Linked DNA regions of Homo sapiens: all the other regions are linked to region 1. A link is a contact called in ENCODE Hi-C or POLR2A ChIA-PET data. All regions are on one chromosome and are shown on one strand. Each heading gives the region's core, a stretch centred on a gene start or an enhancer-like site at or near the end of the contact. The rest is flanking DNA. Distances are from core to core; before and after follow the strand shown. Region 1 holds the start of STK40 (serine/threonine kinase 40). Region 2 holds the start of SF3A3 (splicing factor 3a subunit 3). Region 3 holds the start of ZMYM6 (zinc finger MYM-type containing 6). Region 4 has its middle 14 kb from the start of AIRIM. Region 5 overlaps INPP5B (inositol polyphosphate-5-phosphatase B).

Evidence for each region. Hi-C counts contacts between places; a loop is a spot of excess contacts on that map. ChIA-PET counts read pairs that join two places held with the same protein, here RNA polymerase II (POLR2A). Pooled maps may share reads with other maps.
Region 2: a pooled map shows a loop between it and region 1 (5-fold over the local background). The contact joins the promoter of SF3A3 here to the promoter of STK40 in region 1. A Hi-C loop is called at or near these places in 8 of 50 pooled maps. POLR2A ChIA-PET finds 5 or more read pairs at or near these places in 2 of 52 experiments (HEK293 and T-cell).
Region 3: a pooled map shows a loop between it and region 1 (14-fold over the local background). The contact joins the promoter of ZMYM6 here to the promoter of STK40 in region 1. A Hi-C loop is called at or near these places in 9 of 50 pooled maps. POLR2A ChIA-PET finds 5 or more read pairs at or near these places in 2 of 52 experiments (HepG2 and activated naive CD8-positive, alpha-beta T cell).
Region 4: a loop to region 1 is called in a pooled map, with 2.2 times the contacts of the local background. The contact joins the enhancer-like site here to the promoter of STK40 in region 1. A Hi-C loop is called at or near these places in 2 of 50 pooled maps.
Region 5: a pooled map shows a loop between it and region 1 (6-fold over the local background). The contact joins the enhancer-like site here to the promoter of STK40 in region 1. A Hi-C loop is called at or near these places in 1 of 168 maps with a recorded cell type or tissue (CD8-positive, alpha-beta T cell) and 5 of 50 pooled maps. POLR2A ChIA-PET finds 5 or more read pairs at or near these places in 1 of 52 experiments (T-cell).

The regions. Positions count from the first base shown.
Region 1 is chr1:36,384,474-36,387,173 of GRCh38, forward strand. STK40 (serine/threonine kinase 40) reads right to left here and starts at 1,451. Exons shown (of 11, transcript NM_001282547.2): 1 at 1,250-1,451. It overlaps LOC124904012 (a long non-coding RNA gene), which reads left to right and starts at 1,718. Exons shown (of 2, transcript XR_007065779.1): 1 at 1,718-1,854; 2 at 1,946-2,700. RefSeq lists silencers at 609-658, 959-1,028, 1,179-1,558 and enhancers at 1,765-2,700, 1,789-1,898, 1,929-2,298.
Region 2 is chr1:37,988,571-37,991,333 of GRCh38, forward strand. It overlaps SF3A3 (splicing factor 3a subunit 3), which reads right to left and starts at 1,452. Exons shown (of 17, transcript NM_006802.4): 1 at 1,300-1,452; 2 at 978-1,025. The coding sequence starts at 1,395. RefSeq lists enhancers at 704-803, 1,504-1,673, 2,065-2,610.
Region 3 is chr1:35,030,695-35,033,462 of GRCh38, forward strand. It overlaps ZMYM6 (zinc finger MYM-type containing 6), which reads right to left and starts at 1,251. Exons shown (of 16, transcript NM_007167.4): 1 at 1,121-1,251; 2 at 1-19. It overlaps LOC124903990 (a long non-coding RNA gene), which reads left to right and starts at 2,026. Exons shown (of 2, transcript XR_007065739.1): 1 at 2,026-2,463. RefSeq lists enhancers at 553-1,079, 1,080-1,604, 1,261-1,440 and a silencer at 971-1,090.
Region 4 is chr1:37,675,022-37,677,721 of GRCh38, forward strand. No RefSeq gene overlaps it. Among named protein-coding and RNA genes, the nearest start is that of AIRIM, 14 kb to the right of the region's middle. Within about 2 kb of position 1,275, at least 5 of the 41 ENCODE cell types and tissues checked have a DNase peak (open chromatin) inside an H3K27ac peak, as active enhancers do.
Region 5 is chr1:37,924,700-37,927,402 of GRCh38, forward strand. All of the region lies in intron 7 of INPP5B (inositol polyphosphate-5-phosphatase B), which reads right to left. Among named protein-coding and RNA genes, the nearest start is that of INPP5B, 21 kb to the right of the region's middle. RefSeq lists an enhancer at 1,464-1,703. Within about 2 kb of position 1,321, at least 5 of the 41 ENCODE cell types and tissues checked have a DNase peak (open chromatin) inside an H3K27ac peak, as active enhancers do; they include CD8-positive, alpha-beta T cell, where a contact is called at or near this core.

The DNA of each region.
Region 1 (2,700 bases), core at 201-2,700:
TAACTTTTTACTCTTCATAATATCTCTCTCTGTTATCATCCTTGTTTTATAGACGAAGACACTGAGGCACAGGGAGACTAAGCAATGTGCCCAGGTACACACAGCTGGAAAGTTGCTGAGCCAGAATTTGAACTCAGGAAGTCTGGCTCCAAAGCCTACTCTTAACCACTATGCTGTCTAGCACTTGCCTCTAGGCAAGGACTCTTGTTGTGGTCATGTGAGAAATGAATGAATGAATGAATGAGGACTGTCTAGATTAACCCAACCAACAACTTGCACAGCACGGCCATTAGGAAGCACTAAAGGAGCTCACAGGCACTGTTTACAAACAAGATTATTTTGGCCCTACAATTACACATTCTGCTCTTCCTTATCTCACGCAAAACTACTCAAAGAGGGAAAGGCGCCCAGCCCAGTATGCCTACCCTCTTCCCCACTGGTTCTCAAAACCAAAGCAAAGCCAACCGGTTTCCTCCAGTGACTTAAAACAGAGCAAAGTCTATCCTGCCACACAGAGGGCGGCTGTCATCTCTTCCTTCCGCTAACAAAAGGGCTTCAAACCTGGGGATTGGGGTGGGCAGAAAACTCGGCATCAGGAATCCGAATGTCCCTACCTAACTGGCTGGAAGGCGGGGCCAAGTGGCGTGGGAATGGGCGGGCCTGACCGGCTCGGCAGGTGAAACACTGACCACAGCAAGCTCTCCTTGGAAAAGGCCGGCCAAACGTGGCCTTGGCAAGCAGGTAGCTGTGACTCGTACCTGAACGCCGCCCGGGATATGAAAATTCCCCAGCAGCGGTAGCGCCCGTGCCAGAGTGAGGGCTCTTGGAGGAAGCCCTGGCTGGCCCTCCCTGGGGACTCGTTCTAACTATCAAGTCACCCTCGGGATTAGGAGGGAAACACGGAGAGGCAGAAGGTGTCTTTTTGGAAAGATCTGGCTGGATTCACACGCCGGTTGCTTCACTCACTGGCTGGGTGACTCTAGGCAAAGCTGGCAGTGCCCACTTCCCAGAGCTGCGGCGGGGACTGAAGCTCCCGCGGCCTCCCGGTACCCGGCGCGAGGCAGCCCTCGCCCCTGCCGCCGGGGAAGGGCAGAGCCCCAGCGGAGGAGGGGGCATTCGCCGGGGCCATTTCTGCTGCACTCAGATGGCTTCAGGCTGTCACTCCGATTCCACCGCCGCGGCCGCCGGGGCCCGCCCCGCCTACCCGCAACCCCCACCCGGCTCCCCGCTCCTGGACCCCTGCCCTCACCTTCGCCGGGTGGTCAGAGCTATTCGCCCATAGTCCGTAGCCCAGAGCCGGGGCTGCTCGGCTCTCCCTCCCGGGGGGCCGGGGCCGGGCTGGAGGCGTGCGAGCCTCTCACCGCCGCCTCCCAGCGCAGCCACCCGAGCCGCCGCCGCCGCCGCCGCCGCCTCCCTCCATGGCTGCGGCGCCGCCACCTGACAACGGAAGTGACGCACCGCCCCCCTCCTCCCCAGCCTTAGCCGCGGCCCCGCCCCCCCGGGCCCCGCCCTCCGCCTGCGTCTCCAGCCCCACGGCTTTCGGATTGGGGCGCCATCTTGACGATGGGCGGAAGACTTCAGGCAAGAGGCCAGAGTCCGATTGAGGATTGGTTCAGGGTGGGGTCTGGGCGAAACCTGTTACACGATTGGAGGCCGAGGCTCTAATGGGGCGGTACTTACTGCTGATCTATATCTGCGGCGAGGCTGGGACGGAGGCACCGCCCCGCCCGACCCCACAGAACCTCGCGGGCCCTACACTCCCCCTGCCGAGGTTGAAGTCCCCAGCGGTTGGAAGATCGGCCAATTGTAGTGTATTTATCAGAAAAGTGACTCATCCTTGATCCTCATTTCCCGGTTTGTGGAACTCTGTGAGGAAAGCCCTGCAGTTAGGCTCAATAAAAGACAGAAATTCCTGTCGCAGCGCTCATAATTCATTTCCCTCTAGGTCTGTCGCCTTTGTAGAAACCCCGAGGATGGCAACCTTCAACCTGGAGATCCCTGAAGCCTTGACCAGGGAGGTTTACAGTGAAGCGTTCCTATTAGCGACTACAGCTATCTAACCTCAGTTCCTCCTGCTGCAGTTTCGGTCCCTTTCTCCTCCTCCTCCAGCAACCACGCCCTCCATGAATCAGCTTCTTGCACCAGCAGATGAGCCCTTTAAAGGGATTGCATCAGGCAAGTGACTCACTGGGGCCCTCTAAGAGCCTGGCTTCCCTCCCTTGGCATGCAGAAGCAGCTAGAAGGGCTCAGTGGCAGCAGCACCAGCGGCCGTAGCCCCACTCCCTTGTCCCAGAGGTGTGAGTCAGGGTGTTTGCTGCTTATGATGTCTAACTCTTGGCTGTCTTTCCAGCTGTCCCCTGGGTCACTCTATATCCATGTGTGGGCACACGTGTCTAAGCTTGTGTGCACTGCTGGGTTTTCCTAGGGTGTGTGGCCACTTGTGTGTATGTGCATTTGTCATCTCCACATAGGCAGTGCCAGGACACAAGAGCTGATATGAGTGAAGTCTGGCTGCCTCTACCTGTGTCCTTTGTCTCTGAATGCCTGGTGCCCACTGAGCTGCTGATAGGGCTGACTAACAAGAGTAATCAGGACAGCTCCCACCGTTGTGCCACACTCTGCATGGAGCACTTGAGACAGTATTAGGTAGGAGGCTGTTTACAGCTGAGGAAGCCAGTGCTCAGAGAAGGAAATTAATGT
Region 2 (2,763 bases), core at 202-2,701, 1.6 Mb after region 1:
AAAATCCTTGGTTTTCAGAGTATTTTGGGGCTGAGGGCTTGTAATCTGATAATCTCCTGCAAATCAGAAGGTCCAAGTAGGTCTTTTATTCCTTTTTAAACAGGTTTCAAACATACACAAGAGTAAGGAACGTAGTAAAATGAACCTCCATTTATTCATCACCCAGTTTAAATAGCATCTTGTTTTTCTTTTAATAAACTGAACTATTACCAGACAAATGCAGTTTAGTAGTCCAAAACGCTTTAAAGTAGTATCCTGGGAGAAAAACACTAACATACGGGGTGTGTTGTGTGTGTGTGTGTGTGTGTGTATATATATATATATATTTTTTTTTTCATTTAAGGGAAGGATTGTAGCTATGCACCTGAGTCATGGACTCTTCATAACTATTGTTTGCACATCCAAGGGATACAGGATGCTGTAAGAATGGGCACGTGTAAGCCGGCCGCGGTGGCTCAAGCCTGTAATCTCAGCACTTTGGGAGGCCGAGGTAGGTGGATCACGAGGTCAGGAGTTCGAGACCAGCCTGACCAACATGTTTAGTAGAAACTCCGTCTCTACTAAAAATACAAAAATTAGCTGAGCGTGGTGGCGAGCGCCTGTAGTCCCAACTACTCCGGAGGCTGAGGCAGGAGAATCGCTTGAACCCAGGAGGCGGAGGTTGCAGTGAGCCGAGACCGCGCCACTGCACTCCAGCCTAGGCAACAGAGCGAGACTCCGTCCAAAAGAAGAAGAAGAAGAAAAAAAAAAAGGGCACCTTTCTGATTAATGAAGAATGCCCAAGAGTTCCCCATTCAGAGAACTGAGGAAGCACCCTCACGTTCGGCAGCCTGTGGACATCTGTCCAGGCAGAGAGCCCGCGACTGGCCAATCCGGTTACCTTTGGCCAGGGACTCATGCTGAGACACCGCACTTCACTTCCCCTCTCTTTTCCCGCCCTCGCCAACCCAAAGAGAGGCAGACAGCTGGGCACTCACATCTTGCATGGCCCGAGTGCGGTGATCAGAATTGATCTGGTCCCGGAGCTGAAAAAACAAACGGTGACACAAACGCCGTTAGTTTGCGTTCTGGAGTAGAAAAGGCCGCCCGAGGGCGGAGCTTACCCGCTCAGCTTTTACCAGCTGAGGCAGAAAGGCCTCTGGGGCTCCGGACCCCGGGAGGAGGTTACCAAGACCGGAGCTCGGAGAGGGAGCCCGGAGGAAGGCAGGGAGGTTCTGAGGGCCAAAGCAAGCTCTCAGAGGTCAAACACGGGATAGAGGCTCGTGCTCCTGCCGCAGCCTCTGCTCAGGCCCCACTCACCGTGGACTTCTTGGTGAGCATCTCTTTAGCCATGACGTCCATGAGCCGTTCCTTCTCCTCATGATAGCGCCGCTGCTGCTCCAGTATTGTCTCCATCTTCCCTTAGTCGCGGCTTCTCAATTCAGACCACCAACACGGCCGGAAGCAACTCCTGCCGCCCAGCGCGCCTGAGTCCCCACGTTGCGCATCAGGCTGCACCAAAGTTCCGCGAGTGCCGGAAGTGCCCCGGGACTTAAGAAAACAGGAGCACCACAAGGAAGGCCAGTCCATGTTATGGAGATGGCAACAGTGCCACCTGCTGGTGGGAGGTGTGGTGGAGCGATGCCGAGAGGTTCGCAGATGCCTCCAGGGGGCATAGGAAAACCCAAGAACCTGAGGTTCAGCGGACGGCTTCCTGCGGCTTGCTGGGGCCGGCTTGGCGGGCAGGTATCCTGTGTGGACTGCGCGAGCAGTTGGAGTGCGGATGGGAGTTGGGAAACCGGAACTTGAGGACGCAGCTTTCAGCATAAATTATGAGAACGTTTTCTCTTTCTCTGGACCTCAGCGTCTTTCTCAGGAAAATGGGAATAGTGGGGTTTTGCTGGTGGTGTTTTTAAAAAAATTCACATGTGAGGCCGGGCGCGGTAGCTCACGCCTGTAATCCCAACACTTTGGGAGGCCGAGGCGGGCGGATCACTTGAGGTCAGAGGTTCGAGACGACCAGGCTGGCTAACATGGTGAAACCCCGTCTCTACTAAAAACAAACAAACAAAAATTAGCCGGGCGTGATGGCAGGCGCCTGTAGTCCCAGCTACTCCGGAGGCTGAGGCAGGAGAATCGCTTGAACCCGGGAAGCAGAGGTTGCCGTCAGCTGAGATCGTGCCACTGCACTCCAGCCTGGGCGACAGAATGAGACTCAGTCTCAAAAAAAAAAAAAAAAAAGAAATTCACGTGTAGAAACGACTTGTCTATCGGCAGCGAATATGTTAAATAAAATACTGTGCATCCAACGAGATCAGGAGATTGAGACCATCCTGTCTAACACGGTGAAACCCCGTCTCTACTAAAACTGCAAAAAATTAGCCGGGCATGGTGGCGCGCGCCTGTAGTCACAGCTACTCGGGAGGCTGAGGCAGGAGAATCACTTGAACCCAGGAGGCAGAGGTTGCAGTGAGCTGAGATCATGCCACTGCATTCCAGCTTGGGCGACAGAGAGAGACTCCGTCTCAAAAAAAAGTAAAATAAAATAAAATAAAATACTGTGCATCCAAGCAGTGGAAGACCAGCTGTGAAATGACATACAGCCTTAAAAAAAATTCTGTCTATATATCTCCACTTGTAGGTAGAGAAATGCAAACATGTCCATGTGTTCATATGTTCACAGCGGCATTATTCATAATAGACAAAAACTGGATGCAGCCCAAGAGTCCATTAACTGGCAAATGGATAAAGTGTGGTATATCTATACAGTACAATGGAACATTA
Region 3 (2,768 bases), core at 1-2,500, 1.4 Mb before region 1:
GTAATGGATAGTTGGACACCTAAAATACATACTCAGGCTTATTCTTTTTTCTTCAGGCTTATCTATATGAAAGAAAAACTTTGTGTTGAGTGCATGAGGCTTCACGGCTCGGCATTTGAAAAACAACTCTTCTGGGGCCACAACTAACTTTTTTCTTTCTTCCTGCTTTCTGTTCCTTCAGTAGCTACATAAGAAAACAGTTTTGGGGCAACAGCTCCCACTTCTCTAATATCTTTAAAGACACACAACACACTCTGGTTTTTTCCTATGTTGAAGGTTATTGAAGGGAATTAGACCAGCAGACCAAGACGTGGGAGGAAGTAATAAACTCTGAGAAGAACGGACTCAAGAAATAGTTTCTGACCCCATAAGAATCAGTACTTAGAGGCCCACGTCGGCTTTTATTTCTCAAAGAGGGGCACAACAACCTCCCGGCCCTGACCTATAACTCAACCTTCACTGGAAGCCTCCCTAAGGGCCCCATTTCTCGGCCTAACGCTAGATGTGAGCTCAAGATGCCATCCATCGCAGGCGAACAACAGGAACGCCCTTACTGAAAGTGAGTCACCTGCCTCTTTCAAGGTCTCCGTGTGAGGGGTGGGGGGCATCAAGCCCCTCAGAGCCCCGCTTCACAATCGCCTTCCTGTAGAAAAGAAACTCAATTGGCCATTCAGTAAATTCCCTTCCCCTAAAAGTCAAAGAACTAAACGGGACGAATTAAACCTAAAACAAAAAGCTCTTCAAAGTTGTCTTTATCCGAATAGTCCGGGATGGAAACGGACAACTGGTTGAAAAGCCTGTTCCAAAGAAGAAATGAGAACTTTTGCGCACTCGCCACAAAATATCTACGGGCGCTCATCCCTCCTCTGAGAACCGCACGCTTTCCGAAATTCTCCTTCCCACCAAGAATTCCCACTCCCATCATTGAGGACTAACGAGGCAATGTGGTCTCCGACTGAGAGCGGTGGACTAGCCAGTGAATGTCAACGCGTCCCTAAGGCGATATCCGCAGCCGCCCCAGCCGCGTAGCCCACCTGGCACCGCCCCCGCCGCAACGCCTCGTCACGTGGTGTGGCCTCCGCCCCGCCGTCCCGCCCACTACCACTGCGGCCGCACCCACCTTCTGTCGCCTCCCTGCTACCGGAGGAGCACTGGAATAGGAACCAAGTCCTCTGCATCTAGACAGGGATTATTTTCTCTTCTGGAATTCCGCCTGATCCATCCCAACGCAACGACCGGCCAACCACGCCTGCGCAGCCTTGGTCTCCGCCCTCTTTTCCCGTCAGGCTCCGGACCTGAGCTGAGTAGAACTTCCCAGCATTCCTCTTTCCTCAATTATGGTTCACTTCTTAAAGAGACCGAGGCTCAATAGTGAAAAGGTGGAGATGGCGTTAGAAGGCGCTGTAAGTGCTCTATAGCATTCTTTTTTTTTTTTTTTTTTTTTTTTTTTTTTTTTTTTTTTTTTGGAGACAGAGTATCACTGTGTTGCCCAGGCTGGGGTGCAGTGGCACAATCTCGGCTAACTGCAACCTCCGCCTCCTGGGTTGAAGCGATTCTCCTGCCTCAGCCTCCCGAGTAGCTGGGCTTACAGGCACGTGCCACCACACCTAGCTAATCTGTAGCATCCTTTAGTGCCCATTTCCTGAAAGGTGGCCTACTGAGAGAGCATGATATTAAATAATACTTGGCTTGCTGAGCACTTCACATGCACCATCCCACTTAATCCTCACCATTTAACCCTAAGAGGTATAATTTTTTAATCTCTTGAGATATAAATGAAAAAACTTGCTCAAAATTGAGATTTGGTTTTTTTAATTCAACATTGTTTCACAGATACGTGTATGATTTGTGACTGTTCATTCATTTTGACTGCTGTATAGTATTCTATTTTATGAATATGATACAATTTTAATCATCTACTACTGATGGACATTTGAGTTGTTTCCAATTTGTGGCTATTAGGAATAATGCTTCTGTGAACATTCTTGTCATTGGTGATGTTAAAAGACAAAATTACAACAAATTTAATTTAAATATCTCAATTAGCTTTATTTGTGATTCTAGAATCTGGCAGCACTTCATTCCATAAAATAGAACAAGTGTTCCAATGAGCTGAGCAGAAGAGGTAGGTTTTATAGACAGAGAAGGGCTGGAGAAAGCAGAAGTAAAGAACAAAAAACAGATTGGTTCATTTCAAAGTAACTTTCCAAAAAATAAATAAATAAGTTAATTTCCTTGTAAAGCAGAACCAAGAAACAAAACAATAGAGAAATAACTGATTGGTTAACATCAGGTAACTTCAGTTTATCTTTTTTTGGTAACGATTAAAGCAGAAGAAATTTCATTATTATGCTAATTGAAACTGGCACTCAGGGGAAATTAGACTCTTATTATCTCTTTTTCCTGACTTTTCAGAACTTCAAATAACAACGTAGTTTCCATTTGATGACATGGAACCTCAGTGTGAGTGACTCCATTTTGATTTTTAGTCTGGTTCATTGAGACCTACTGCAGGAGCTTAGCCCGAAACAATGGCCTACAAGTTTTATTTAACAGTGATACATATGCACACATTTCTGTTGGGTTCATACCTAAAAGTGAAATTGCTTGTTATGTATATGTAAAATTTAGGTAGATAATCTCAGGCAATTTTAGAAAATGGTGGTTTCAGTTTATACTCCCTTCAGCCATGTATGAGAGTTTCAGTTTCCCAACATCCTTGCCAATAATTACTGCTGCATATCTTTTTAATTATAACCATTCTGATG
Region 4 (2,700 bases), core at 25-2,524, 1.3 Mb after region 1:
TCCTGGGCTTAAGCGATCTGCCCGCCTCGGTCTCTCAAAGTGCTGGGATTACAGATGTGAGCCAAAGCACCAAGCCCAGCTCAGGTGGATCTCCTGAGCCCAGGAGTTCAAGACCAGCCTGGACAACATGGTGAAACCCTGACTCTACATTTTTTAAAAAAATTAAAAATTAAGTGTTAAAGGGAAGTACAAGTACTGTGCTGAGAAAGGAAGGGTTATTTTCATCTAGGGGTGTAAGAAGAGATAACAAAAAGGAGATGGTGTCTGAGTGGGGCTTGGAAAAATAAGAAAGTGGGTCTCTTTCCCGTAGCAGGAAACAATGTCTTGCCTTTGAGGTGGAGGTGGCAGTTAGGGGATGTTTTCTCTAGCAAAGACCCCAGCTCCTCCATAAGAGCAGGCAGCTTCTTCCAGGCAGAGTGCATTGACTAGAAATCTTTTCTGGAAAATGATAAGAAGGGGCCAGGAGCAGCTGCAGATGACTTAGGGAGTTGGGACTGACAGGCACCTCTTTAGGGCCTGTGGAGATACTGTCACGTAATAGGGATTGCCTGTAGCCAGAAGAGTGGATAACAGGGAGCCTTTGGGAGGGGGACAAGGCCAGAGGCCTCAATGACGGGTAACTAACCTGCTCTGCAAAGGCTCAAACTTCAACTTGGAGAAGAAAGGGTCTGTCCACAGTGCTGGGGCAGCTACAAGCAGTAGGACCAGAGAGAAGCTGGGCAGAACTGGCAACATAATTTGCAGGGCCCAGTGCCAAAGGAAAATCATTCGAAAACTGTTTAGAATTTCGAGAGTGACAGCAGAGCATGAAACCAACCTTGGGAACCCTTGTAAGTGTGGGTCACAGGCACATGAAGCCAGCCCTGAAGTGTGGGCTAGGGAAAGCAAGCAGGGGATAAGGCCACAGGAAGGGCAGCCACAGGAGCCTTCTGACCTAATGGTCTGATCAAAATGAAGAGAACCCATAAACACAGGTGGGTAATCCTGAGACACAGCCAGGGCCACACTCAACCATTCCTAGTTGCACCACTGAGGCCTTTGTAGCTCTCCCAATGACCCAGTCCACCCCAGCCAAACAGCATTCTCCAAGAGTCCAGGTCTCGCCCTATTTGGAGGACAGAGGGCATTTAAATTTCATCTCTCTGTGTTGGGGGAGCTCTAAATGCTGGGAAAAGATGTCATGCCTGGAGACCATCTGGGGAAAAGGCCTCCGGAGCTGTTTCTTTAATTTACAGAACTGACAACTGAGGGTAGGGGCCTTTGGCAAGTACAAAGGGTGATGGCCCAGAAAAGAATCAAAGTATTAATAACGGGCTCGGCTGGCACTGGCCTCCTGTCCCCCGCCCTGGGGTTCATGTGGCAGGGAAGCCTGATGTCTCTGTTTCAACAGTGGGATCAAAACTGGCTTTCAGAGCAACATAAGCCAGGGGTAATTTTTAGCACAGACGTAACTTTCTAGTTCCTTTTTCCTACCCCTCATTTTTCGGTTGCCTTTAAAGAGGCCGCAGAGAACTGAAAAACAAATCCAAGTTTAAAGAGACAAGTGCAAAAATGCAAACTGGGCAAGGGGACAGAGCCGCCAGCTGGACAAAATGTGCCTGGAAAACAGCATCCTCTGCTTGGCAGGTGCCAGGAATTTATGGTTGAGTTTTGCAGACGTTTCATCACATTACAAGCCAGCTCAGGAGACCCTCATAAAACTCTGCTTATATGAAAGAACAAACTAGCTGATAAAAGTCAGCTGTTGCCTATAAACGCACTGTGGGAATTGCAATTGAGTAGCGGATTTATTAGTCTGGGCTCTCTGTGCAAATTAAGAACTGCTCCACACGTTTCAATCAGAAGAGATGAGCCAGAGCAGAAAGGGTTGCTCCCCGCTCACATGATGGCCAGCAGGCCAGGCTGACCCCCACCCCCATCACTTACTCTACTAGAGACCAGAGGGAAGACTCTCACTGAAATTAAGTCACAGAGGAGCTAGTCTCACATTCCCCTATCTCGCCTCCCACAAAAACCCACAAAAACAATCAGTCACTCTCTCCATCCACTGCATTCCCCACACATCCTTCACAATAGCACTTCTCACGAAGAGCTTGCAGATCTGCCTGGCCTACTAAATCATGGACTTCTTTGATTTACCTCTGTATTGCTAATGATGAGTTCTGTGCTGGGCACACTGGGAGGCCTCAGAATGAATGGATATGGATGCGACAGACTCTAAAGCCCCATATACATAAGTTATGACTATCCCACCCCAAACAGCATGGAGGGGCCAGGGGAGCAATGCCGAGGTACCCATTGGACTTGAGGACTGGCAACAAAAAGGGGAAAAGAGGTGCAGTGAGGGAGTTATGAAGGCGTTTCTTCCCCAGAGAAGTGCGGTCTTTGTGGCTAGTCTACCCAGCCATCAATCTCTGTGCTAACTGCTGCCTTTTCTCAGGATGAAGGCTCTTTCTTAAGGAATGACTCTGCAACTGAACTAAGGGTACTTATTAAGGATGCAGATATCTAGCCCCTCCCCACACATACTAGACCAGAATCTCTGGGCTGGGGCCCTACAGTCTCGGAAAAATGACTTTGCTCTACGTGGAAACCAAGAAGGAGCCTTCCAGGAAGGATGGGGAGGAGGACAGTGCCTGGAAGGGGTACCCCTGTCATTCCTTCAGAATCACTGGCTTTCTCCTACCAGGCCCTGGCATC
Region 5 (2,703 bases), core at 71-2,570, 1.5 Mb after region 1:
AGTTTGAGACCGGCCTGGGCAACACAGGGAGATCTCGTCTCTAAAAACAAAAAGAGGCTGCGCATGGTGGCTCACACCTGTAATGCCAGCACTTTGGGAGGCCAAGGCAGGCTGAATCACTTGAGGTCAGGAGTTCAAGACCAGCCTGGCCAACATGGTGAAACCCTGTCTCTACTAAAAATATAAAAATTAGTCCAGGCATGATGGCTCACGCCTATAATCCCAGCACTTTGGGAGGCCAAGGTGGGCAGATCACCTGAAATCAGGAGTTCAAGATCAGCCTGGCCAACATGTTGAAACCCCGTCTTTACTGAAAATACAAAGAGTAGCCAGACATGTTAGCACATGCCTGTAATCTCAGCTACTTGGGAGGCTGAGGCAGGAGAACTGCTTAAACCCAGGAGGTGGAGGCTGCAGTGAGCAGAGATCACACCACTGCACTCCAGCCTGGGTGACAGAGTGAGACTCCGTCTCAAAAAAATAAAATAAAATAAAAATAAAAATAAATAAAAACAAAAAGAGAAAGTAATAGTGCACCAAGGAACCATGAAGAAAAGAAAAAGAAAAATGTCCAGGCCTCTTGACATCCACTTTGTTTAAATTCTCATCATTGGCATTCCAAGAAAGAAAGTCTCTTCTCATTCATATTTGCTAGCTTCAGTTCATGTATGGATCACCAATAACAAAACTGTTAGAGCGTAATTTATTTTATATATTTATCTATTTAAATTTAGAGATATCACTATGTTGCCCAGGCTGGTCTGGAACTCCTCAAGCAAGACTCCTGCCTCAGCCTCCGAGTAGCTGGGACTACAGGTGCGCACCACTGTGCCGGGCTAACAGTATATTTTAAGTAGCAAAGAAAAACATGCAAGTCAGCTAGCATCTATCCTCCAACAGTACAGTATCTTTCCTCTAATAAATATATTGATGCCTCCCTCTTCCTGAACTGTCCCTCCCTGAGGATTTTTCTGTTCAAAGCTCCACTTCTAACTGAGTGTTTGTGGGTCACCTCACTTGCTCTCAACAATAACTGCAGAATTCCAAAACAAACTGTTTTCAGAAGAAAAAAAGAATCTTTAGGGGGTTCTCTTGTACTAGAAACATAAAACTGGATTAAATGGCCCAAAGAAGGAAAATGGAGAGGGGAACAACAAAAGGAAGAAGAAAAACGAATACAGTTCTCTTTTGTTTAAGGAAACAAAGTGACTTAAAATAAGTTACTTAGGAGCCTGCAGAGCTTCCCACAACGGTGGAAATGATGGGCAATATTTGTTCTCTAAGATAAACAAAAGCAAATTTATTTTCTCCATGCTAAAAGGATATGTTGGTCACACAAGTTTTACCTATTAGTACTGACAAAACAAGATGAAAGAGAGAGTGAGAGAGAAAACCACCCCGGGGGCTATTTTGCTAACATGCTCTCTGGCTTCTACTCTGGTAAACTAGGTTACCCTTTATGTTACCCTGAGATATAAATAGCATTCATTTCCTTTCACTGGCATGACAGACTTTAATACTTTGTTTCCTGGGTCCAGAAGAAAAAATACTTAAACACATCCCCTTGTAAATTTGAGTTACTACAAAGCTGGTTCATTTCTTTTTTTTTTTGAGACGGAGTCTCACTGTCGTCAGGCTGGCATGCAGTGGCGTGATCTCAGCCCACTGCAACCTCCGCCTCCCAGGTTCAAGTGATTGCTTCAGCCTCTCAAGTAGCTGGGATACAGGCGCACGCCACCACGCCCAGCTAATTTTTTATATTTTAGTAGAGATGGGGTTTCACCACGTTGGCCAGGATGGTCTTGAACTCCTGACCTTGTGATCCGCCCACCTCGGCCTCTGAAAGTGCTGGGATTACAGGCTTGAGCCACCACACCCGGCGAAGCTGGCTCATTTCTAATCAACTTTGGATTAAAAAAAAACAAAATGTATTTGCTATTACTGCTTTGTTAAAATAGCCCAGAATGGCCCCTGTGGGACTTCTGAGTAGCCATTTCCTTTTTAGTGCATAGTTCAAAACCCTCCAGAACACAGCTCCAGGTTTTGCATGTACCCAGGATGCAATGCAGGTGAACATTTTACAGACTGACTTGGATAAGTACTGGGCCCTGTACAGGATCCTCAATGGGGTTTTCTGAATAAGAGCAACTTCAGTTGCTAGATGGAAATAATGAGGTATTTCTCCCAAATCAGACTTCACTCTTTTTAAGGAAAGAAAAAGCTGCAAAAGGAAGTTAACAGCATCCCTGGTCATCTAGTGGTTAGGAAGAAAAAAAAAGAAAAGAAAAAAGATGTTAAGAACAGTGAGGCCAGGCGCGGTGGCTCACGCCTGTAATCTCAGCACTTTGGGAGGCCCAGGCGGGCAGATCACAAGGTCAGGAGATGGAGACCATCCTGGCCAACAAGGTGAAACACCATCCCTACTAAAAATACAAAAATTAGCTGGGTGTGGTGGCGTGCAGGTGCATGTATGTAGTCCCAGCTACTAGAGAGGCTAAGGCAGGAGAATTACTTGAACCCGGGAGGTGGAAGTTGCAGTGAGCCAAGATCGTGCCACTGCACTCCTAGCCTGGTGACACAGCAAGACTCCGTCTCAAAAAAAAAAAGGAGCAGTTAAATAAGTGCAGGAGCAGAAAGACTCCTACCAATCTACCGATTCAACTACCAATCTAAAGTCAGTGCAAGCTGGGCTTGGCAAGAGAA